2 separate regions of the Homo sapiens genome follow, and region 1 is linked to region 2. Evidence: chromatin loops called from intact Hi-C (ENCODE). Cell type or tissue: PC-3. All regions are shown on one strand. Each heading gives the region's core, and the rest is flanking DNA. Links, peaks and the distances in the headings are about the cores only.

What was found. A loop is a pair of places that touch in the nucleus more often than their neighbours do. Peaks named below come from ENCODE experiments on the same cell type or tissue, not always from the same donor. Only the 100,000 strongest peaks of a DNase experiment are listed, where the experiment ranks them.
Region 1: a loop joins it to region 2, with 2.7 times the contacts of the local background. A loop is called at or near these places in 2 of 110 quality-filtered maps.

The regions. Positions count from the first base shown.
Region 1 is chr20:37,989,848-37,997,847 of GRCh38, forward strand. TTI1 (TELO2 interacting protein 1) reads right to left here. Exons shown (of 8, transcript NM_001303457.2): 6 at 6,902-7,106; 7 at 6,528-6,615. Among named protein-coding and RNA genes, the nearest start is that of TTI1, 40 kb to the right of the region's middle. RefSeq lists an enhancer at 738-817. In PC-3, for the core only: CTCF peaks have their summits at 3,276 (motif pointing left) and 3,477; DNase peaks (open chromatin) are centred at 864, 3,194 and 4,884; H3K4me3 peaks cover 622 bases; H3K27ac peaks cover 4,643 bases.
Region 2 is chr20:38,050,063-38,067,030 of GRCh38, forward strand. It overlaps RPRD1B (regulation of nuclear pre-mRNA domain containing 1B), which reads left to right. Exons shown (of 7, transcript NM_021215.4): 4 at 7,470-7,582; 5 at 9,332-9,458; 6 at 16,019-16,194. Among named protein-coding and RNA genes, the nearest start is that of RPRD1B, 25 kb to the left of the region's middle. In PC-3, for the core only: a CTCF peak has its summit at 7,620 (motif pointing right); DNase peaks (open chromatin) are centred at 7,679, 9,939 and 11,239; H3K4me3 peaks cover 291 bases; H3K27ac peaks cover 3,157 bases.

The DNA.
Region 1 (8,000 bases), core at 1-8,000, 64 kb before region 2:
CTTCAGAAACAGCTCTAGGAAATGTCCTTCTGTATTTACTGCAAGGACGTTGAGGATATTAGTCACAACAGTACCCAGTGTTCTTTTAAGATGACCCACAGAGAAATTTTCCTCAAGCGTCAGTAATAAGGAAAGCCATGCTTCTTTCTGAAAAGCTTTCTTTCCTTTTCTTTTTAAAAACTCTTATTCAGGTACTTCCTGTACCATTTTCCTCTTTGCTGTCTGTCAGGAAGCACAGAGCCACTCTGAAAGCTCCTCTCTAGCAAGGGTGCAGGGCTCTAACTGTATTGTCTATATTAACCTCAACTCGGTCTCATCTTGTTTTTGCTGTTATTTTTCCATTTAAAAAATTTCTTCACTTCCTTCCTTTTTTCTTTGTTGCAAACAATTTATAAGATGTTCCAAGTCATTTTCGGAATAAGAAGAAATTTAAATAATGATTCACAACTACTATTTAGTGACTTTTACTCTGTGGTGGTATTTTGTGCTACCTGACTTTACTGAATCCTTGTCGTCATTGTAGTAGGTGAAATAAGCAAAATAACATACATGCTTTTTTCGGTCTTATAGATGAGAAAACAGAGACTTTGAGAAGTGAATTAATTTGCCAAGGTTATCTTGTTATTGAACAACAATGTGAGGCCTTGGTAGTTATCTCTGAAAATCTTCAACTCTCAACACAGCACTTGGCTCATCATAAGAGACCCAATAAAAATCTTTTAAAATACATCTATACAATAAGACAAATAGAGATCATCTCCCTGGCTACTTTATTTACTCAGTACTGAGACAACATTTACTTCCACGCCTCTGAGGTGTTCGAGAGGGATGACAGAGCCTGCAGAATGAGGAAATGACTACCCTGTGGTCGACCACAGCCTCTGATGACCAAAACCCACTTTGTGCAGGCGGTGCTGCGACCAGGCTCGATCTGTCATCGAGAACATTCTGCTCCCAACCTGGCACGGCATGCACTGTGCACACACACCCCACGCTTGGCTTTCCTACCGGGTGGTAAGATGGTTGACCCTGGCAGGTTATCAGTGACATGACAACACCAAGGAAGAAGGGACAGAATTGGCAGCACTGAATTTAAGTAGATTTAAGTAGCCCAGAGGTCCCTGCCTTCAGTTCTGAAACCCAGCAACCCACTTTGTTTGTAATCTGCCTGCCAGATGTCTCTTATCTTTGACACCATGAAATCAGGCCTATATATGCACAGTGAACAGCTCCAGATCTGAGTGTATTTTTAGAACAATGGGACTCAAAAAGAAAACCAGCAATGCCTGTCAAAAGATGGATAATAGGAAAGCTAACTACTTGGGTTTGGATTTGTCAACTATTAATCAAGTGTCAAAAGGAAAAAATATTAGGTGTGTCCTCATTTCCATGCTGGGTGCAATCCAAGGGGGAACAGCTTTGCAGTCCAAGCTCAGCCAAACTGCCCACACCATTTAAGGGGATGAGCTACTAATTTCAAGCTCAGCTGAACTAATGGATCACCTCTGTGGCTCCTCATCCGTTCAAATATAATAGGCTCATGTGTGGGTAAAGAGAGGAGTTGGGGCTCTGACAGGGATGAAATGAATGAGCCTGTGCCGGTCTGTGTTCGTCCAGGGTTTGAAGGCACCAGCTGGTTCTTTGATGGGATGGGATCCTACTGCTAGAAAGAGAGCAGGGAAGTCAGTCTGTAAATGAACCTTCAAACCCGGTCCTGACTTCTGCAAACAGTGGTGGCACAATTAACATGAAAAAGATCCTTTTGAGGTGAAATCCCCAGTTCAGATTTTAGTAAGGATGAAGCAGGCTTACAACTAGAAATTCTGTGGCCAGTGTCTATGTGTATGAGTAACATACACATCATGTATAACATATTTGGGAAATTTACATACATGTACCCCACATAGGTGTGTACACAGATGTAAATATACCTTCAGAACATAAGCAGAGGGTAGAGGCCCCTATCTTGTTCCCTCTAATTCCAGTCCCTAGAACAGTACCTGGAGACTCCTTGGACATACTAACGTGATTCATCCACAAGCACCCTATGAGAATGGAGTTTTCATCACCCCCAGTTTACAGAGGAAGAAAATGAAATGAAGCTAAATCATTTGCTCAAGGTCACATGGCCAGTAAGATCTGAACCTCGGTTTGTCCAAAGCAAGACTGCTACTTTTTCTCTCACACACAATGGCGAGGCAGAGGGAGCTGGAATGGCAACCTCCCCAGCGCCCCATCAGGGGCTACAGCAATAACAGCATCCAGGACTTGCGTGGCCAGAAGGTACACCAGCTGGTCACCACCTGCTGGCACCCTGCATCCCTATCTGGGCTCTGGGGTTAGCAGGTGGGAGTAGGACTGGGGGTGGAGGCCAAGCATCCTAAAAGCTTTATTTTTCTATTATGAGACTTGTTGGGCACTGACTTCATCTTCTTCTTTTTTTTTTGAAACAGGGTCTCACTCTGTTGCCCAGGCTGGAGTGCAGTGGTGTGATCACGGCTCACTATGGCCTTAACCTTCCAAGGCTCAGGTGATCCTCCTGCCTCAGCTTCCCAAGTAGCTGGGACAACAGGTGCACACCACCACGCCTGGCTAATTTTTATATGTTCAGTAGAGACAGGGTTTCGCTATGTTGCCCAGGCTGGCCTGGAGCTCCTGAGCCCAGGTGATTCTCCCACCTCAGCTTCCCAAAGTGCTGGGATTACAAGCGTGAGCCACAGCACACGGCCTGACTTCATCTTTTCAAAAATTTGAAAAGTATTGTCTAGTTTTGTTTCCTTTTAGCCCAGGGTAAAAGGCTCATTGGATGATATAAAACCTCACTGCAAAAGCCAGGGAGTCTCAGAGTCTGCTAAGAGATTGGCCCAAGGAGTATGGTTTTAATGGAGTTCAACTAGGCTAAGTACATGTATGGACTTGAAGGACAAACAGAAATTTGGGGTGTATGCTCTCTTTTCAAATTCCTTTCACGTACAGGAGGCAAAAGCTACCTGGACAGAAAGGCACAGAACTGTGAAGGCCCAGGGCATGCCGGGAGACATCCTGGAGACTGAGAATTTCAATCAGCAAAGTTTGCCACTGCAGTTGGCTGAGATGGGGGTGTGGCTGATCTGACCTGTTGTCTGTAATCCAACGCCTACCCTCAGGGACACTGTCTTATTTTTAGCTCCTGGTATGCTAAGCCCTCCTCCCACACCACAAATATGATTTGCACATTTGTTATCCATTGAAGTTACTTAACTAGAGGGACTTTGGGGGAGCTGGCTTTTTTTTTTTTTTTTTGCATTGCCAGTTAACAGTGACACCTGGTGGTAACACACAGCAAGGTCACATCCTGCCCCCACCATCCCCTGCCCCTCCCCCATGCCTCCCCCAGTTGGAAGATTTATGCCCCCTCCATACAAGGCACATTTGCTAGATAAAAGCATTAAACTGGAATGGCATCTCCGTTCTTAGCATTTACAACCTCGGTTACATCAACCACCCCCTGATCAATGTCCATTTCTAGAGTTTACTGCCTGGATGTAAAAGCCTGCCACAAAGGCTATATTTAATATGGCAAATTAAAAAAGCAAACACTGGTTTGGTCATTCTTTGGAGCCAGGAAAAGCAAATGGGAGCAAGGAAAAACCCAAGCATGATGCACATAAAGATGAACTCTCATGGGGCTGCTAAGTCTGCCTCCACCCCAACTCGATGAAGGCGCCCCTTGGAGGTCCTAAGCCCACCTGCCAGAGGGGCCCACAGACATGGCTGTTCTACAGGGCTGGTGCACATCCCTCTCCTTCCAGAAGACAGGAGGCCTGGGAGCAGCCTCCTGCCCTGAGAGCTTCCCTCACCAGCCCTCTGGCAGACAGGAGAGCCACTTCCAAAGCAAGCTGGTCATCTGCCTAGGGTCGGAAACTCACTACCTCTGGCTTTTCTGAATACTAAGCCAAGGTTCCCACTTGGGCCCTTGCAACGAACACAGCTTTCTCTTCTCCCATGAGGGTAAGTGTGTGTAAGTGTGTCACTCTGACTGCAGTATGGAGAATACCTAGAGGGGCAGGACTGGAAGTGGGACCAGTGGTGAGGTCTGTTGTTCTGGTGGGAGATGATGGTGGCCTGGCCTGGCCTAGTGGTTTGGAGGTGTCGTTTTGAGAGCAATTTTCCAAGTGAGGTAGGCGGGCTTTACTTTTGGTCATGGATGTAGGGTGTGAAGGAAAGAGAAGAATTAAGAACAAACAACAGGATGGATGGCAGGGCCATGTGCTGAGATGGGACTCCATCTCATGCAGGGGACTTGGTTCCTCAGTACTAGTAGGTATGACAGACTGCACTCTGTCACCTAGGCTGGAGTACAGTGGTGCGGTCTTGGCTCACTGCAACATCCGCCTCCCAGGTTCAAGTGATGCTCCTGCCTCAGCTTCCCAATTAGCTGGAATTACAGGTTCCTGCCACCATGCCCAGCTAACTTTTTGTATTTTTAGTAGAGACAGGGTTTCATCATGTTGGCCAGGCTGGTCTTGAACTCCTGACCTCGTGATCTGCCTGCCTCAGACTCCCAAAGCGCTGGGATAACAGGCGTAAGCCACCCACCGCACCCAGCTGCCAGGTATGACTTTTCCATACTAAGTGGCCCACCCACCCACCCCTCTCTCCATGCGGTAATGAGGCTCACAGAGAGACCAGGTTTCCTATTGTCTCAGGCTTCTTCTCCCACTTAGAGAGCTTATTAATTTCAGCATCAAGATGCCAAATCAGCTCTTGATCAAGGATCAAGACTGATTTTTTTTCCCAACTTCAAGATAAGTTTGCAAGTGACATGTGTGAAGCAATCCACCTAGCTCTTCCTCCCCCTCCCTGCCCATCAGGAGGGAGGCCATCTGACTCAACACTTGAACGGAATGTGCTGGAGCAAACAAAGGGAGCTGCGGTCAAGTGGTGGGGCTGCGTGTTCCTCCACCTGAGGCTCCCTGAACACCAGCTCAAGATTCAGCAAGGTCCAATTCCGGGTTTAATTGCTTTCAGCAGCAAAAAAGAGAACTAGAAATGAAAAGATAATGAATTGAGAATATTAGCTTATTTGATGGTTCTAAACTTGAAGGATGGGATGGAGTGGGTGTAGGAAAAATAGAATGGATGGGGAATGTGAAAATCAGACCTTTAACTCTTGGTTGTAATAGGCATCTAAAAGGATTTACTTCAAGATAAACTCATTATGTTCTTGAGTTGCACTTTAAGTCACAGCACAATCAGCTCCAGGGGCACCGCCCAGGGAGGACTATTTTCACCCTAAATTGATTCTGTACGGAATAAAAATGCCTGGGGACAGAAGCTGCTTAGGATGCGCCCCTGTGCTCATGAAACTATGACTGATTCTGGGACTAAGGGATGTGACGGGAAAGGGACAGGAAGAAAAAAGGAAATGGGAAATCAAGAGCAAAAAACAGCAAAGGACAATAAATCAATTCAAGAAGATATTACCATCACTCCCAGGGAGTGCAAGGTTTCTAAGGAGCAAGCTGGCTCTCCTCACTGCACAGTCAGAGCAGCCTTTCCACTCCTCAGGGAATGAGTTGACTCCTAACTCCCACCCCACTGAAGAGGATCAGAGATGTGCCTCTAGAAGCTAGGAAGATGCAGGGATTCCGCTGCAGGCGTGAAGCTGGTGAGGCTGAAGGAGCTGCAGGGCTCAGAGCGGCACAGAGTGCCAGGCCCAGCTTTCGCCCCAGCAGCAGACCTACCCTGGGATGGCAGTTCCAGGATGCAGGCTGCTCCCACCTGGAAGGAAAGCTTGGAGAAGAGGGGCAGAGTAGATTTGGGGTCTCATGTCTGGGGAATGCTGTTGTGCTGAGTTTTAGCTCTTAGTCCTAAAGTAACCAGCAACAGCTTCTTCTCCTAGAGGTGATACAGCTTTTCTCAAATAAGCATGGTCAAACTCTTAGAAATTGGAATCATCTAGTTTCAGAATCAGAAAAGGCCCTTTAAGCCATTAGTCTGGCAACTCTTAAGGTTCTTCGGGTCACAGATTCCTATTAGAACCTATGAATGGTTCCTATTAGAAAAAGGCACATGTGCACCTGCCTGCACACAAACAATTTTGCTTTGCACTTGTGAGGGTTCATGGCACCGATGCCCATCTAAGACCTGCCGTGGAGTCGACATATGCCATATCAGGAACCCAGCACTTTCACTTTGCTGTTGAAGAAGCCAAGGCATGAAGAAGTGCCAGGCACCTGGTCTCCAGGCCTAGAAGCAGATTCCCCTCCAACCAGGAGGGTGCTGAGTCCTCTCTAGCACACCGTCTTTCTGCTTCTTGACCCTCTGGAATTGTTGCTGACTTTGCAGCAGAGGAAAAGGTTACTGGCAAAGAGAAACACATCTAGTAAAAATACCATCTCTAGTGCTGGCACAGTTAAAGAATTATCTTAACCTGGCAGGGTGACAGAGAAAAGAGCAGAGATGCCTCAACTCTGCTTGCCATTAGCAAATCATCTGTAATTTAGAACAAACGTAAAGGGATGCGGGTGATCAGGCAGACGTACCTCCTGGCAGCCTCTTGTAATTTCACGGGCTGTTTGACACTGAGGTAAATCAAGCAGGCATCAGCCACTTTATTCAGGTCACCCTCACCTGCAGAAAAGAAAAACAAAACAAGCATCAGCCCTTACACTTCATTTGGGACAAGCAGTGACCAACTGTGTCTGGAGAAACTGCAACAGCTAGGCAAGATGCTCTGGGCTCTCTACTCCATCCCGCCAAAGAACACATCAAGATAAATGGACAAATGAGGCCAAAATAAGACGGAAGGAGGTACACAGAGGGGAGGGGAGGGGGGCACGACTGAGCAGAGGGCATGATGGCAGGGGTGAGACAGATGCTAAGTGTGTGTGTTCAGGTGGAACTGCCTGGTACCCACCTAGGTCCAGTCTCTCACAGAGGGGGCCCAGGCCCTGTAAGACAGCCAGCTGCAACTTGAAGGCCAGCGTGTGCGAGTAAACTGGTCCAGCCCTGGCACTGATGGGGGCCTGGGTGACTAGGGAGCCAGCCAGCTTTGGCAGGACATCTTTGCAGAACCGGCTGCGAAGAAAGTCACCACACTTGCTTCCCAGGGTACGTAAAACCTGCAGAAACAGCCTCCAACCTGGTGAGTGAACATTGCCAAGGCAGCAAGAGAGCTAAAGAATGCTTGGTAATTCGATTTCATCTAGGTCTCTGCTTGGGGGAAAAAAAAAATAGAATTACTGCTGTTAATTCCTTGCCCATGGTTTGTGATTCTGACAGTTATGAATTTGGAGGTCTCTGCTCCCAAGGCATGGCTGCTTCTACCCATAAATACAGATTACATGGGGAATAATTCAAAGGAATCTTGGGTTGGATGAATAATATGATTAATATCTTGATTTCCCTCCCATTTTTGTTAAAAAAAAAAAAAAGAGAAGAGCTTAAAGCAGTTCACATAGATCATTTCTTGAATCTTCCTAACATCCCTTGAGAAAATATGTATGCTTTAAACTCTAGCTAGCTGAGCAAACACAAATACTATGGTCCAGCTGCTGCCACATGCAGGCATCAGGAGGTTAGTGACTGGGCCGAGGTCCCTGGGCTGAACCAAGGCAGGGTCCCTGAAGTTGCAGCCGACTCGGTGTTCCTTCTGTTCAGCTGCACAATCTCTTATGCACATCACCCTCATTCTATCTTTCAGAACAGATAGTTTCTTTGCATGTCTTGTTTTAAACTTTCTCTAGCAGAACATATTGAAATGTTTTGCCCTGCTGCACAAGACTGAGTATACAGGATAATAGGAATTTCTTTAAAAATTGGTAAGCAAGGCATAACCAGCACAGTGTTTGCTCATTTTGCAGAGAACAAGGCTCTCATTTTAGGTCCCTCAGCTGAATGGCACAGCTTCTATAGACCTCAGTGTCATCATCGTGTCTGCGCATGGGGAAAGCAGCCTCAGTTATTGTGTACACATCTTTATTTTTTTTCATTTTTCTATGCTTGCTGTTATTTCA
Region 2 (16,968 bases), core at 3,805-11,804:
CTTGTCTGGGCCCATGTGGTCATTCCCTCCTTGTTCTCTGGTACTTTATACATGCATCTGCTATAGAACCTAGTCATGATTAGCATGTGTGACAGTATCCTTCACTGAGTAACCCTTTTGTGTACCCTTCATGATCCTTTCCAGGTCTGGAATTATTTGCATTTTGCAGTGGGTAACTTTCCTGTGAAACCAAAGGTTAGAGGCTTTCTGTGAATGACATAAGTGCTTTCAGACTGCAGGTCATTGTTGTTTTACTTGGTGTTGCTAGAAGATAATTTTAGGATCACTCAGGTGATTGGTAGCTTCTGAAAAGCAAGATGTTTCCTGCTTTGGATTCTGGTGTTTTTATTGTGTCCTTTGGAGGTCTTCAGTACAGCTTTGGGGAATTACTCAGCATTCTTTACTCTGCCTTAGAGTTCATTGGTAAACAGTGCTGGTTTTTAAGAACACCTTTGGGCAAGTAGGAGAGCCTTGAAAGAGGATGTTTGAAGCTAATGTTGAATTTCAATTTAATGTACATTTGCTGGACACATACTTTGAATAAACAGATATGCTAGATGCTATAGGAAAGAGGGAGAAAAGAGTGAGGAATAGGTTTGCACTCTGGGAATGTGTGGAATTTGTGGCAGTGATAGTATTGGGAATAGCTTCAGTGGGTTTCTGATTTTTTTTTGAAAGTCTAGACAGACATTAACAATAATAGAGGCAGTTTCCTCTAGGTAGAGGATAATGCTAATCTAAAGATAATTTCTCTTTCTCTATTCTATAAAGATGAAAACACACATCAAAAGATTTCAACATGTGTGTTAGTCCCAGCTGACTCACTCTGTCTTCACTCTCTGGACCTGAGTTATCAGAATATTTTACCACAGTCCTTTCAAATGTTGATGAGTTCTCGAGAAGTTTATTTCCAAATTTGAGTAGTCCTTTTATATTCCAGCTTTGATTCATGGGTAATTCTTTGTCTTCAGGCAACTTCATGGAGTTTACCTCTGAAATAAAAATTTTTCTATGGAACTTTGACAGTTCTTACAACATTAGAGAATGCATGAGCTTAGGAATTCTGTTTTAGAACTGGGTATTAAGTTTATAAACCTGTCTCTCAAGGTGTTCTAAAGGTGTCTCTCAAAACATCACACTGTACCCTATAAATATATACAATTATTATTTGTCACTTAAAAACAAAATTTAAAAAGTAAGAAAAGGAGAAAAGTTCTCTACTCTTGAGAATACTCAAGGTGTTGCTTGACTGAATGGAACTTTTTTATTTGAGCCACATGTGACTCATGTAGTATACGGTTGTAGAAGGATTTAGAGAGAGAGGGTAGATACAAAGGGACTAGCATTTATTGAGCATCCGTTATGTACCAGCCTCTGCTGGCTGCTTTTCATATTAATTTGTTTTAGATCCTTACAACTACTCTGTGAATTTGGTATTATTTTCATACTTTAGATGAGGATACTGGCTCAAAAAGGTATAGTAATTTTGTTCAGAGAGAGATAATTGGTAAGTGGCGAATTCCCAGGTCTATACGACTTTAAAGCTGATATTCTTCACACTGTCGTATTTCCTGAAAGCACACGGTTTCAATATTGGTAGGAATTTTGGTAGGAATTTGTGAGTAGGTTACCCAGCTTTCCTGGATCTTAATATAGTTTAGCTATTCAGGCTTCCACAGTATGAATCCTAGCTGTCATTTCTTTTTTGAGATGAAGTCTTGCTCTGTCGCCCAGGCTGGAGTGCAATGGCGGGACCTCGGCTCACCGCAACCTCTGCCTCCCAGGTTCAAGTGATTCTCCTGCCTCAGCCTTCCAAGTAGCTGGGATTACAGGCATGTGCCACCACGCCTGGCTAATTTTGTATTTTTAGTAGAGATGGGGTTTCTCCATGTTGGTCAGGCTGGTCCCGAACTCCCAACCTCAGGTGATCCGCCCACCTCGGCCTCCCAAAATGGCAGGATTACAGGCATGAGCCACCACACCCGGCCCCTAGCTGTCATTTCTAAAGCTCTGTGACCTTGGCCATGGCATTTGATCCTTCTGAAGCTCAGATCCTCACTGTACAATATGGCTATTAATGGTAATACCTTCTAGGATAGTGATGAGGATTACTTGAGATAATGCAGGTAAGATATTATCAGTGGGGCAATGATACGAGTTTTGTTTGCCCCTGCCAGTTCTAGTATCTAATGTGCTGAGTTTCTATATATGAACTGGTCGCAAAAGTAAGAAGAGGTTTTTAATATTTTCAGTCCCCCAGTTTTTGTGCGAGGCTGGAGAACATGGTAGCTAAGAGTATGAGTTCTAGGCACAACTTCCCTGGGTTTATGCCTGGATTTGGCTACTCAGTTCAGTGAGATGATAAGGGTAGACAGCTTGTAGAACTGTGCCTCAAATGTTAGACCTTTATCTGTTGTAGGTTCTTTTCTCTCCACAAGTAAAGTTTAATGTGCCTTATTAAAATGTCCTTTATTATGCAGGGATGGAGCAAAGAATGAGGGAGCTGTTGCAAACAATATTTCCTGATCCTTTTCTCATTATAAAAGTAATATAAAGTCTATAGGTGTGGTTTTTTTTGTTGTTGTTAACTAGTCAATTGAAGCAGTGGGAGTAGAGAAGGAACAAAAAAACCTGTAACTGATTGCGATCAATTAGTTGTAAACACTGCTGCACTCGGACCAAACGCGGTGTTTTTTTTTTTTTTTTTTTTTTTTTTTTAAATCACAGAAAATTTCAAGTGGATCCTCTAGAAGATCCAGCTTTACGGTAGATGGCTGCATATTATAATGTGATTTGGGAACCTGCAGGCCAGCTTTTTGCCTTAAGATTAGTTTCACAGTCTGCCATTGTGTCTGAAATTCTCCCACAATCAGGTTGTAAGAGGCATACCATAAACCCTTAGGTAACGAGGATTACTTAAGGTTAGCTGAGTACAAGGCCTGCTGGAGACACAGGGACAAGTTGGAGGATAGAATAGAAGGTGCCCAGTATGAGGACAGAAGGACTTTGGCTACCCCCACAGTTTGTCCTGCCTGTAAACAGAGTGGTTGAGTGAGTGAAAAAGGGAGAGTAAATATATACCGTGGTAGAAGCTGAATTGATAGTGGAAGGCTTACCTTAAATTCAGATGTAGAAATGGAACTGACACATATTCTAGTTTTTAAAATAATTTTAATTTTTAAAAAAATGTATAGCTTTTGAAAAGGAAACCTGGAAATCCTAAGTTATTTTTAATGGCTGTCTGACTAGACTGACAATACCAGGCACTATAACTGCTGACTTCGTAGCAGTGATAGTCATTTCTGGCCTAGCACTAGCATTTTCCAAGCTCTGTGACTCCTCCCTTCAAGCGGTTTCAAACTCCGACCTGTCACCCCTTTCCTAGGTACTGCAGGGATGTAGAGGAATAAGACACAAAGTGCTCCTGTCGGAGAAGAACGCTTGCCAGTGGCCAGAGTAGCAAGGCCAGGTGCTTTAAGAGAGGCCCGAGTGCCGTGGGAGTTGGAGGCCATTTGTCATCATTAGGCTTTGAACTTAGGAGGAATCTGTAAAATCATTAGAAGCCCCTTAAGGTTTATGAATAGGGACATGATGGAGTGAGCACTCCGCTTTAGGAAGATTAATTTAATAACAGAATACAGTCTTCCATATTTACAGGTTCCACATCTGTGGATGCAACCAGCTACATATTGAATATATTTTGGGTAAAAATAATACATATTTTAAAAATGAAATGGTGTGACAATTATTTACATATCATGTGTACATTGTATTAGGTACTATAATCTAGACACAAAGTATACGGAAGGATGTGTGCGTAAGTTATATATAAATACCATGCCATTTTGTAAGGGATCTTGAGTATCCCTAGATTTTGATATCCGTAGCGGTCCTGGAACCAATCCCCCATGGATACTGAGGGACAACTGTATAGTCTAACTTGGGAAAGGAGCAACTAGAGGCGGGGAGACAGTGGTCTCAACCAGCTGTGACAAAGGGCAGATTGCTGATAAGAGGCTGTGTAGGTGAAGGAGCAAAGGGAGGGAGTATGTAAGGCATCAGTCTGAGGTATGGAATCTGCTAGAAACTGGGACCTTGGGATAGATTCTAATGGTTTCCAAGGCCTTGTACCTGGAAGACAGGTCAGTGAAAGTGTTCGTAATGGAAATAGGTAGCTCAGGGAATGAGGAGCCCTGTGGGGGAAATGATTAGTAATTCATGTCCAGAAATCTTATGTTTGTAGCACCAGTAGGTCCTCCAAATGGAAATAGGAGGAAACTGGAAAAATAGGGTAATGGTTAACACCTATTGTGCCCTCTGCCAGCAGGATGGCAAAGGACATAAGTTGTCCTAAAATGATTTCTTATTTTAAGTCTTGTAATGCTGTTCGTGAGCAACAGTGTGAAGTGGTAAAGATAACTCCAGATAATGAGGCTTTGATCTGTAGCACCCAGATTTACACTAACAAACTCTCTGACTTTGGGCAGACTGCAACCTGTGGACTTAGATATTTTCATGAAAATTTGAGTTGGGGGAAACAAAGGCATGGGTCTGTCTAAGTCCTCCCAGTGCCAAAATTCAGGAATTCTAAGTGTCGAGGTAGTGTTTGATGTTTATATATAATAATTTCTGTGTGAGAGTTTGAAAACGGAAGGATTTCAAGTTTTGTAATTTTTTTCTACCTTCTTTAGCATATCTAATAGTTACTTACTGAGTGCTCTTCTAGGTGCTTGAAAGCAAACAGAACAGTATAAAAAATTTTGAAGTTTGTACTTACCTTCTAATGGCCACTCCTTCCACATGACCACTTTGATGCCACAGTGGCTAAGTGTCTGCATGGGTCATATAGCACACATTAATTAGGCAGCTACTATGTACAAAGTACTGTTAGGTGTTTCTTATGTAAATTTTATCCTAATAGATTTTTCATATTAAAAATATAGCAATCTTTGCTTTGCATAGTAGTGCAGGACTATAACCATGATTGTGCAAGCTGAACCCATGCAAAGCAATCTTTATAATCAGTGGGGAAAATTATGATTGTTCTGTGACTTTTAAAATTTTTTTTGTCAAAGAATTAAAAACTCATTGTTGATTCCAAATGTGTACGGAAACAAAAGAGATAATAAACTAATAGTTATTTAATATGCTGTAACAACAAATTAGAAACATTGAGAATTAAAGTGTGTTTTCTTTGTAACAAACTTATCAAGAGTAGTTTGAACAAGGGTTGCCTTCTTCTGGTATAATTTAGATACATATCAGAGCAAACATCTTTTCTGTGGCTTTGCAAGTTGTCATACTGTATTTTGTTTGGATCAGCTTCCAACATTTTATCTTTTATGCTTTCAGTATTGTAAAATACCTCTCAGTTTCTTTAGCATGCAGTTTTTTTTTTTTGTTAGCGTCTCTTCCTCTAGGACGTTGTCATTCTTTTCATCACTCCCACTTTCTTCATTGCTAAGTTGGCCTCTACACATTCCTCTGGCCATGGATCTAGGCTCCCTCTGATGCTGGCAGTGGCAGCATCCTGCAGCGTGCTCTTTCTTCTGTAACTCCACTAATATGCCATTGGGATTTCAGTTCCGGCATTAGCTTTTGTTTCAGTTTCTTTGTTCCACATTTGTCTTTATGATCAATACCCTCTTCTGATCGTTCATTTTTATAAAATGTCGTGGGTGTTATCACTGGGCGATAAGGAGACAGCACAGCGAAGCACTTTGCTGTCTTTGTGTGACCTGCATAACAGGTGTTCAGTGACCAATCACTGATTGACTTCAAGAATGATGTGATTGGTCCCTGATCATGATTTGGGGGCTGAAGTTAGCAGCAAAATTTGTACTTTATGCAACTACTCAAGAGTTAATATGCCATGGTAACTGAAGTTTGAACTTGTTTTATTGAGGGACTGGTGTCATTTAACGAAGCCATGGTAACAAATCTGTGTATAATAGTATGCGCAAAGTGAGGACGGCCTGTATTGCAGATGTTCCTGTCTCCTTTTTTTGTAATAGACAGAATCATTAAGAAGAAGTGAAACTTGGCCAGGCGTGATGGCTCACACCTGTAATCCCAGGACTTTGGGAGACCAAGGCGGGTGGGTCACTGGAGGCCAGGAGTTCGAGACCAGCCTGGCCAACATGGTGAATGAAACCCTGACTCTACTAAAAATACAAAAATTAGCCAGGCATGGGGGCAAATGCCTGTAATCCCAGCTACTCAGGAGGCTGAGGTGGGAGAATTGCTGGAACCCAGGAGGCGGAAGTTGCAGTGAGCTGAGAATGTGTCACTGCACTCCAGCCTGGGCAAGAGAGCAAAAACTCCATCTAAAAAAAAAAAATAAAAATAAAACTCATGATATTGACCTGGCTTTCACTTCAAACGTGAGTTTGGTCAGTTAGTATATGATGTATATAATGTAGAGAACAGGAGCTACGTGACTTGTTTCCAGAAGAAAATGTGTAAGCAAAAAATGTGTATGTATCTGCAGCAGGTGCCTGGTGTCCCCTTTTTTCTAAATGAGAGGGTACCTGTGTGGTGCTAAGTAATTTGAGTGCAGTGGAAAGAGGACAGGTTTTGGAGTCATACCGTAAGTGTGTCATTTAACCTCCCTGGCCTTTGTTTTCTCACCTTTCAGCTGGAGATGCTGTATCTTAAAATTGTTGGAAAGATTAAAAGGAAACTATTGCAATGCCAGGCACAGGCTGTGTCCAATATTTCTTTACTTTCGAAACTAGAATTTATCATTTAGATTTATTTCCCACAATTGTTTGGCATTTATTTTGTATTGTCTAATTTGATGCAAAAAGAATGATTTTGGAATTAACACATCTATCATAACAATGTAAAAACATACGGTGCAGATAGATCATAAATAATGTAACCTGTCAGCCTCAAAAGTGGTTAAATTTAAAATGGTAACTTAAGTAATTTTTCTCAGTAGTATCAATCACATGTCTCAGTAATGGTTATTTTAATTTTAAGGTAAAATTAGATTTATTTTATTTTTAGGGGAATAGTGTAAAGAATATTTGTGTTTGACACAATTTTATTGATAAAATTTTCTCTCCTGTTTTCTGAAATGATCCCTGGAAAGCATAACGTATCTCATTTTATACACAATATCTTCTCTGTAAACCCTAGCACACGTTGGTTTGCTTCATTGTATTGTCCCATGAGTTTCTTACTCAAGTGTGATAGTTGGGTAAGTTTTCGCTTTAGATGCCTGTTTTCTGTAGTATTTTACCAGAGAATCAATCTGAGATGACGGACAAAGACCTGTTTGACTCTTTTCAGTAATGTAGGGAACTACAGTCAATTTAAAATAACTAGCATAAAGGTTACTATTAAGCCATTCTGAAAATGTGTGCCCCTTCTGCCCTGTTTTTACATGTGGCCCATTGTGCATAGCATGTGACTTATCACTACAGGATATGTGACTCAAATTTATTACTTTCTCTTTTGTCTAGCAACAGAAGAGAAGAAATCTCTGAAACGAACTTTTCAGCAAATTCAGGAGGAGGAGGATGACGACTACCCTGGCAGCTACTCTCCTCAGGATCCTTCTGCAGGACCCCTCTTGGTAGGTCTTGACCCCCAGAGAGTAGGGAACAGTGGCTTAAAGTGACCTCTAGTTGAAGACTATGGCCACAAGGTGGCGCCAGTGACCACTGGTATGGAATCATCAGAGGGCACCTCTCAGGGGCCCCGTGCATCATCCTGCCCAAAGGAGCTTGCCGGATGGCAGGTGTCAGTATGTCTTTGCGTGCCATAACTCTGGGATGGGCTTATGTTTTATAAAGTACTTGGACTTGGTTTTTTCAATCCTAGAAATTAAGAATATTCTTTAAAAATAGATTTTGGAGAAAGGGATAGATAATATTACAAAGATATTCAAAAGTCGTCTACCATGGCCTGTCTCCAGTAGCATGGTAGTTTTATAAAGTAACTCATTAATATCTAAAGACAGTCTATGTGTCAATAGCAAATTTGCTGCACTGTAGCCTATTAAATATTGAAACAAGGAGTTAGTCTTTACCCATGTGTTTGTGTTATTTGGCTATACAGGTTAGCTTACAAAATCTAAATGAAAGAAGTTGGGCACAAGGTGACAGTTTAAGTAACTTGACCAGTGTCTTAATTTAAATCCAGGTGTGTCTGACTTCAGAGCCCATGCTCTTTTCAAGGCGGGGGCGGGGGGGGCTTCATCTTATTTTGCCTAAAACAGCTTTATTACACATGGTCATGCTTAAAGCCTATGTAAATAGGAAACATGTCTAGTTTGTGTTATGTTACGGTGTTGAGTTAGACTAGGGATTAAATGACAGCAGTGTTAGGTCATATATCTTTGGATTTAAACACTTTAAAGACTACAGCCTAGATTATTACCTTTCAGGGTAATCTAACTACCATCTACAGAGCTAGCTACTCCTTGGTGATTATGGAGTGGCCTGTTAGCATTGTTTTCTGACAATTTAAGAAACTCCTTTTTGATATATACAGAAAATGTATCCCTGGTTTACTTTTCTTGTTTTTTCCCCCTGGGTTTATAATAAGTTTGATACATTTAATTTTGGGAGTGACATCCATTTTGTCAAGAAAACCCAAGAAAGAATTGAAGTAGGTTGATCAGTCAACATATAATTTTTTCCTTCTCCTTCTTGAGACAGGATCTTGCTCTGTTACCCAGGCTGGCGTGCAGTAGCATGATCATAGTTCACTGCAAACTCAACCTCTGGGGCTCAAGTGATACTCCTACCTCAGCCTCCCAAGTAGCTGGGACTATAGACATATGCCACCATGCTTGGCTTATTATTTTATTTTAATTTTTTTGTAGAGACAGGGTGTCGCTATATTGTCCAGGCTGGTCTCGAACTCCTGGGCTCAAGTGATCCTCCTGCCTTGGCTTCCCAAAGTGCTAGGATTACAGGTGCGAGCCACCACACCTGGCCACAACACACAGTTGTTAACATCTGATATTTATACCTTTATTCTATACTGGAAATGATACATCATTTGAAATTAAGCAACATGAACCAAACTCCATTGTTTTGAATTGCCAAAAACATGTTCTTTTAGAATTAAAAAATAATAATAATTATTCAGAATTTCATTCATGTTCTGCCATGGACTTAGATAAACTAATTTTGTGGATTTTCTTAGAGTCCGTGACATTGACTTACATGTAAGCTCTGGGGCTAAGAACAGTTTTTTTTAAGAAATGGCAGGAATGACTGTTTTTAGAATTTGCCTCCACCTCATTTAACTCCAACTAATTTTCTTTAAACCCCATGTCTTAATGGGTAGTGTTGTTTGTGTTTTCATCTTACAGACTGAGGAACTAATCAAAGCTTTGCAGGATCTGGAAAATGCCGCATCAGGGGATGCTACTGTCCGACAGAAAATTGCTTCTCTGCCCCAGGAAGTGCAAGATGTTTCTCTATTGGAAAAAATAACAGGTGAGAAGGTAGAGTTTGGGTGAAAGGTGAGGAGAGAGGGACATAACTGTAATGCAGTAACCCTAGGCCATACTTAACGTCTGCAGGTATAGACTACTTTCCATGTTGTATTGGTTGCTCTACCATCTTGGGATTTGCAAACATAACTCACATGGTGAACAAAGAAACTTTTGAAATAGTCAAAGCTTGAATAGTGATTCTAGGAATTATTGCAGAAATGCTGGTGTGCCACAACCTGTGGCTCTCTAAATAAGGTCTGTTAAAAACATAGTACAAATTGTGTGCGTGTGGGGTGGGTGGGGGAGATTAGGTATTATTCTGTCTGTTAGACTCATAACCCTCTTACTAAAAGAAAAAAAATTATGATTCAGGGCTGTGTGATTTGTGCCCTGCTCTCTGACAAGCCCCGTAGATGATAGTGCGTTCAGTGCCAGGAATTTCAGGTGTCTGTTAGACATGTCATTTTGCCCTAGTCGTGACCTCCCTAGTTAAACAGGGAGGGGCAGTTGACACGATTCCTGCTTTCCTTATGGGAAATTGAAAGGAAGGAATGAAGCATGAACTAATATTGACAGTAGGCTTTGCACCGGTACTTCTGTTCTTTGTGATAGTCTTTGGAGGTGACTAAATGTGTGTCTCCATATTGCATAGGAGGACATTGAGGCTTTGAGAAGATAGGTGTCTTGTCCAAGGTCACACAAGTAGTGGATCTTGGGATTCTAATCTAGGCTGCAAAGCCTATGTTCCTCCCCTTACAAAAGCTCAGACCTTTCATTCCATTGTCTTCCAAAGGCCACCATTTTCCCACTCCAGTCCCTTGACTTGGCTGCTTCTCTAACTTCTTCCATATCTATCTAAAGGAAATCAAGGTCACTGATGAAATATTTCCCTCAACAAATATTTGAGGCCCACCTATATCCCCTCAAGTGAAGTGTCAAGAAGGAAAATAAAGCAGGGCAGTGGGAGCGGAAAATGATTGCAGGCGGTATTAATGGTATTTTAAAGGTGTTTGGGGAAAGCCTTTCTGATGAGATGACCTTGAGCAGAGACCCGAAAAATTAGGAAGCAAGCCATGAGGATATCCAAGGGAAGGAAGGGCCACCAGGCAGTGGAAGCAGCACAGGGAAAGACCTCAGGCAGTGGGCGTACTGGGTTGGAGAACACAGCTCGGAGGCCTTGTGAGTCACGCAAGAAGCATCTCAGCCCCTCACTCTGCTTTCCCACCCCAGGAATTCACCCCACTGGGACCTGCAGTCTCTTGATTCCTCCCCCACCTCTTCCTAGTCCTCGAGTCCTCATTTTCTTCTTTATTCAGATTGGAGTCTCTCTTTTCACTTCCTCACACACACCTTCAACCCATTTTCTTCTCTTTCTCCCTTCAGTGTAGTCTCCTGGCAAAATCCCTAAACAGGTTAAATCACATTTTAAAAATACTTACTACTAAAAGGACCACTTCATTTATTCTTACTGTCAAAATCATAATCTGCAAAAATTGCAAGCAAGTTAATGTAAAGCTAGCCATGTATGTAATTTTGTTTCTCTGTTTCACTGACCTAAAGGTCTCATGTAGCTTCCTTTTAAAATACTTTTTTAATTTTGATTTTTAATTGTGGTAAAATACATATAAAATGGTAAGCTACATAAAACACAAAGGTGTACAATTTAGTTGTGCTAAGTATTCTCATGTTGTTATACAACCAGTTTCCAGAGTTCTTTTCGTCTTGCCAAACTGAAACTCTATACCCGTTAAACAATAACTCATCATTTTTCACTTCCCATATCACCTGGCAACCACCATTCTTAAATTTAGCTTTTTGTCTGTTCCTTTCCCGAACCTGTGTAGTGGAATGTGGCTGGGAAAAACTAACATGTCTGAGTTGACTTTTCCTCCTATTTCTCTACATGGACATGCTATTTTCTAAACCCGCCTCTCTGTGTATTAGATCTGCTCCTTCTCATCTAGCCAAGGCCATTGCTCCAACAATGCTCCCTCTTTCTCCTGCATTCTCCATTTTTTACTCTTTACTGGATCATTCTCAATAGCATAAAAACATGAATTTTTCCCCCACTTGGGAAGATTTTTTTCTTGACCTCATATCTTCCTCTAGCTACTGCCTCATTTCTCTGTTCTTTTTAGCCAAACCACCTGAATGGATTGCCTGTGCTGTCTCTCTACTTCCCGTCCTCCCAGTTGCTGATGACTTCCTTGTTGCTGAACTCAATGGTGGATTCTCTGCCCCCATCTTAACTTCACCCCAGTAGTATTTGGCCCAGTAGATTATTTCTTCTTCCTGAAAATACTTTCTTCACTTGGTGTAGTAGTTGGAATAATGCCTCCTGACCCCCCACCCCGCAAACACCCATGTTTTAATCCACAGAACCTGTGTATATGTAATCTTATATGGCCAAGGGACTTGGCAGGTGTGATTAAATATCTTGAGATGAGGAGATTACCCTGGATTATTTAAGAGGGCCCAGTGTAATCACAGGGTCCTTGTAAGAGGAAGGTGGGAGAGGGGGAATGAGAAGGAGGTATTACCGTGGAAGCAGAGGTTGGAGCGATGTGCTTTGAAGATGGAGGAAGCAACTGTGATAAGGCATAAGATAATTAATTGGTGATATTCCAAGCCACTAAATTTGTGGTAATTTGCTACAGTAGCAGTGGGAACTAGGACCCTGCATTATTCTAGCTTTCCTCCTCTCTTTCTGTGTCTTTTCAGCCTCCTTGCTGGTTTCTTCACTCCTCCTTGACCTCTTCATATTAGCCCCCTTCTTTAGCTGGTTTCACTGGCAGCCATTCTCACCCAATTTCATGACTATAAATAAGAGTTTTTCTGCGAATGATTTCCTAATTTACATCTCTAGTGTTGACCCTTCCACCTTGAACTTGAGACCCATATATCCAACCTCCTACTCAGTTTTATTAGTTGGATATCTTGATAGGCATTTCAAGCTTACTCTGCCCCACACTGAACTTCTGACCTTTCCTCTAAAACTTGTTTCACTCATGGTCTTCTCCATCTCAGTAAATGGCCCTCATCATTCCTGTTGATTGGGACCAAAACCAGCATCTGATATCCTGTCACCGCCTCTACCACTGCCACCTGGTACAGGTCTCTACCATGTTCAGTTGATTTATTGCAGTAGCCTCCCAGCTGGTCTAGCTACTTCGTTTGTTCCTCTTGCTCAGCCATCATTCTAGTCTCAACATAGTAACCAGAGTGATCCTCTTAGTAGAAGGCAGATCATGTCTCCCGCTCCACATAACACCCCCACGACTCCCCCCATCACCAAATTAAAAGCCAGAGCCCCCCCCCCTTTTTTTTTTTTTTTGAGATACAGTCTCATTCTGTCACCCAGGCTGGAGTCAGTGGCATGATCTTAGCTCATTGTAACCTCAAACTCCTGGACTCAAGCAATCCTCCCATCCTGGCCTCCCAAAACACTGGGATTACAGATGTGAGCCCCCTGCCTGGCTTTAAAGCAGAGTCTTTCACTGGCCTCTGTTACCGCAAGACTTTTACTATTTTCCCCTCACTCACTGCTCAAGTCATATGGGCTCCTTGCCAGTCACTCTTTCCTCCTAGCGCCTTTGTACTTGCTGTCCCCTCTGCCTGAAACGTTCCTCCCAGATAGTTACATAGCTGGTTCTCATTTTCTTAGGCCTTTGTTTACGTATCACCTTAGCGAAGCTCACCCTGACCACCTTTTTGAAAATGTTGATCCCCCCCACCTTCCAGTGCCCCACTTTTTCTCCTCTGCCTTGTTTTTCTCTGTAGTTCTCTTCAGCTGATAAGTAAGCATAATATTTATTGTATATTGATTCTCTTCCTACCTGATAATATAAACTTGAGGGCAGAGAGTTTTTGTCCTTTTTATTCTCTGCTGTTTCTAAGAGCCTAGTTATAAGAACTCAAATTTGTTAAACTAATTGGAAGGTTTTGAGCAGAGGATTGGTGGGCATAAAGCCCGATTGGGGTGGGCTCAGGAGGAGAGCAGGTGGCTACACTTCTCTGAAAAGAGTTTAGCTGCAAGGGGGAGCAGGGAAGCAGGTCAGTAGTGGGAGAGTGGTATGTAGGTGGAATACATGGCAGCAGGTTTGTGTGCTAGTGGTTTTCTTAGGAGGGAGAGAGAGAATTTGCTGAGGTAGAGAAGACATGGGACGGCTGCAGAAGTTTAGTCTTTGAGGAAACGAGGGAATGGGATGCGCATGCCGCTTGGAGGACTGGCCGAAAGAGGCACTTGCCACTCCTCTGATGGGTGAAGGAGAGCAGGGAGCGTGAGGACAGCGTGGGTAGGTCCCCCGAAGCGAGCATCTGGCTTCTGCATTTTCACTGCGTATTTGTATAACTCACTAAACTATTATAAGTTACTTTTCTGGGTTGTAATTATTTGTGTAAATGAATTATTTCCTTTGTAAAAGTTCTTGAGGCTGCAAATTGATTTTCTTTTTAATCTTAAAAATTAGTATTTGCCATTTTTTGCCACAGGCACCTAAACATCTTAGTGAATTAACCATTTTTTAAAAACGATCAGTCAAGCAATAACAAAACTAAAACCAACCTAACCACCCCAGGAGCTTGCTCATGGACTGAGCCACTGAGCAGGAAGGAGAAGTTGGCGGTCCTTTATCCTCTGTGACTGAGGTGATCTCTTTCCTTTGTGTTCCATTCCGCTCACTTCTTCCCCTTCACCAAGGACATTCTTTGTTTCCCATCCCTGAGGAGGGTAGAGGTTCCTAATCTTTGGCATCACACCCAATCTGGAATCCTTCAGCAGTTCCTCTTGCAATATTCACATTAAGAAGGCATCGAAAAGCCAGATGGCTGTTTGCCAGAGATACTGTGTTGGGGATTCTTAAATCCTAGTTCCCCAGGAGAATGCGAGCTCTCACCTCTGACAGCCTGTATCCATAGGGAATGTCATGGAACTGTCCCACGGTACTGCCGGAGTCTCTGGTGCCCTTTGTTTCAAAGCACCAACCTACTCTTTTGATTCATTCAGGTCTTTTAAAAATGAGTTATACATATTTAAAATTCGAATCTCACCACCACCCACACATAATTAATTATATCAGTTCTTTGTAAATACAGATCCTGCTTTTTCTTCTCATTTCTTAATTATGAGCCTTTGTTCATCACTTCTTCCCAAAAATACCCTTTCTTAATGTTTTTCCACCCCCAAAGCATGAGTTACAACCCATTAATTGGATATGAAATCAGTCTGGTAGCTAATGACCAACAGTTTTTGAAAAATGGAATAAAGCCATCCTGGCTAACACAGTGAAACCTCGTCTCTACTAAAAATACAAAAAAATTAGACGGGCGTGGTGGCGGGGGCCTGTACTCCCAGCTACTCGGGAGGCTGAGGCAGGAGAATGGCATGAACCTGGGAGGCGGAGCTTGCAGTGAGCCGAGATCATGCCACTGCACTCCAGCCTGGGTCACAGAGCAAGACACCATCTCAAAAAAAAAAAAAAGAGATAAAATAGAAGATAGAGCACACATAGTAAGAATGGGTATTTTATGAAACGCTGCTTTCATTTTTCTGTGTATTTACATAAGTGTATTTCTGCTGTGGGTCATGTTCAGAAACATTTAAAAACCTCTTTCTTATCAGACTTTACATTTTGTCAAATGTAGGAAGAAGTTCATCCCCACGTCCAAGGCTTACATAGTTTAAGAGATAGAGTGCTATAGATCATTTTAGAGATCTGGCTTCGAGCCCCAGCATCTCAGCTCACTGCATATAGAAACCTGTCATGTAGTTTTTTTTCTGGCGGGGAGGGGGTCTTAGTTCCCACACCCAATAAATAAGTGCATGCTATTTTTTATTCCAGTGGAAAGTAAAAAGACTACTTAATGAAATATAGTGGTCCCTCCATATCCATGGGGGTTTGGTTCCAAGACCTTCTGAGGATACCAAAATCCAAGGTTGCTCAAGGCCCTTAAATGGTGTCGGATTTGTCTATAACCAACAAACATCTTCCCATATACTTTAAATACTCTCTAGATTACTTATCATAGCTAATGCAATGTAAATGCTATGTAAATAGTTGTTATTCTGTATTTTTAAAATTGGGTTTTTAATTGTTATTTTTATTGGTTTGTGGGGTTTTTTGGTCTGAGTATTTTCCATTCATGGTTGGTTGAATCCACAGATACAGAACCCACAGATATAGGGGCCAACCGTAATATAAATGAAAGCACTTGCAATTCTCAGAGACAAGGAACGATTTTTTCACAGGTGATCTTCAATATCTCTTTATGCTTGTTTTGTCAGGAGAGCTTTTGCAGGAACAGGCATTTAGAAAGCCTTTGCCAGATTCCCCCCATGTACAGCTTCCTCACTTCAGGTAATTGAGTAGTGTCCTGTCTTGTTGACAGAGTGAATGCCTTTGGATTTCTTGCTTAATCAACTCATTGTTTGTCCACAGGTGCTGGCTTATTCTCAGACTCTGTATATTGGGAGAGAAACCGTTAACCTCCCCCAGAAATGTTTGTAGTCATACCTGTGTGATTTGTATATTTTCTCTATTTTTTGGTCTCATTTGTACTTAGACAAAGAGGCAGCTGAACGTCTTTCAAAAACAGTAGATGAAGCATGTCTGTTACTAGCAGAATATAACGGGCGCCTGGCAGCAGAACTGGAGGACCGTCGCCAGCTGGCTCGGATGTTGGTGGAGTATACCCAGAATCAGAAAGATGTTTTGTCGGAGAAGGAGAAAAAACTAGAGGTGAGTGCATTGAAGGCAGACCCAGACTGCCCACGTTTCCCTTCCTGTAGCCCACATTAGGAGGTTTTTATTATGCTTTAATTAACAACATTTTTATCGTTTAAAAATTCATGATGTGAATTCTGAACATCCATCAGATACTGTAATTATTTGAGCCCAGTTAAAAATTGAAGTCATGTTCTTATATGTCCAGGACAGAACAAACTGGATTGTAGGAAACAAACAGTGAACTCTTAATCACAGCCTTAGGATCTTAATATTGCTTTCGTTTGAACTCATGTTTTTAAAAAAATTACGAATTGAGGTACAAAAAGGATAGCAAATCAGTGAAAACCAAAGAATATGTTTGGTAGTATTTGGGAAGTGCTGAAAAATGTTTCTTTCAAGTCATTTGGAGGTTTATTTCTTTTTTTTTTTGAGACGCAGTCTCGCTCCGTCGCCCAGGCTGGAGTGCAGCGGTGCGATCTCGGCTCACTGCAAGCTCTGCCTCCCAGGTTCACGCCATTCTCCTGCCTCAGCCTCCCAAGTAGCTGGAACTACAGGCGTCCACCACCACGCCTGGCTAATTTTTTGTATTTTTAGTAGGGACGGGGTTTCACCATGTTAGCCAGGATAGTCTTGATCTCCTGACCTCATGATCTGCCCACCTCAGCCTCCCAAAGTGCTGGGATTACAGGTGTGAGCCACCGCGCCCAGCCGTTTGGAGGTTTATTTCTGACTTTATCCATGCTGCGGCCAAGAAGTTGTCTGCCTCCAAGATCTATCTGTAATTAG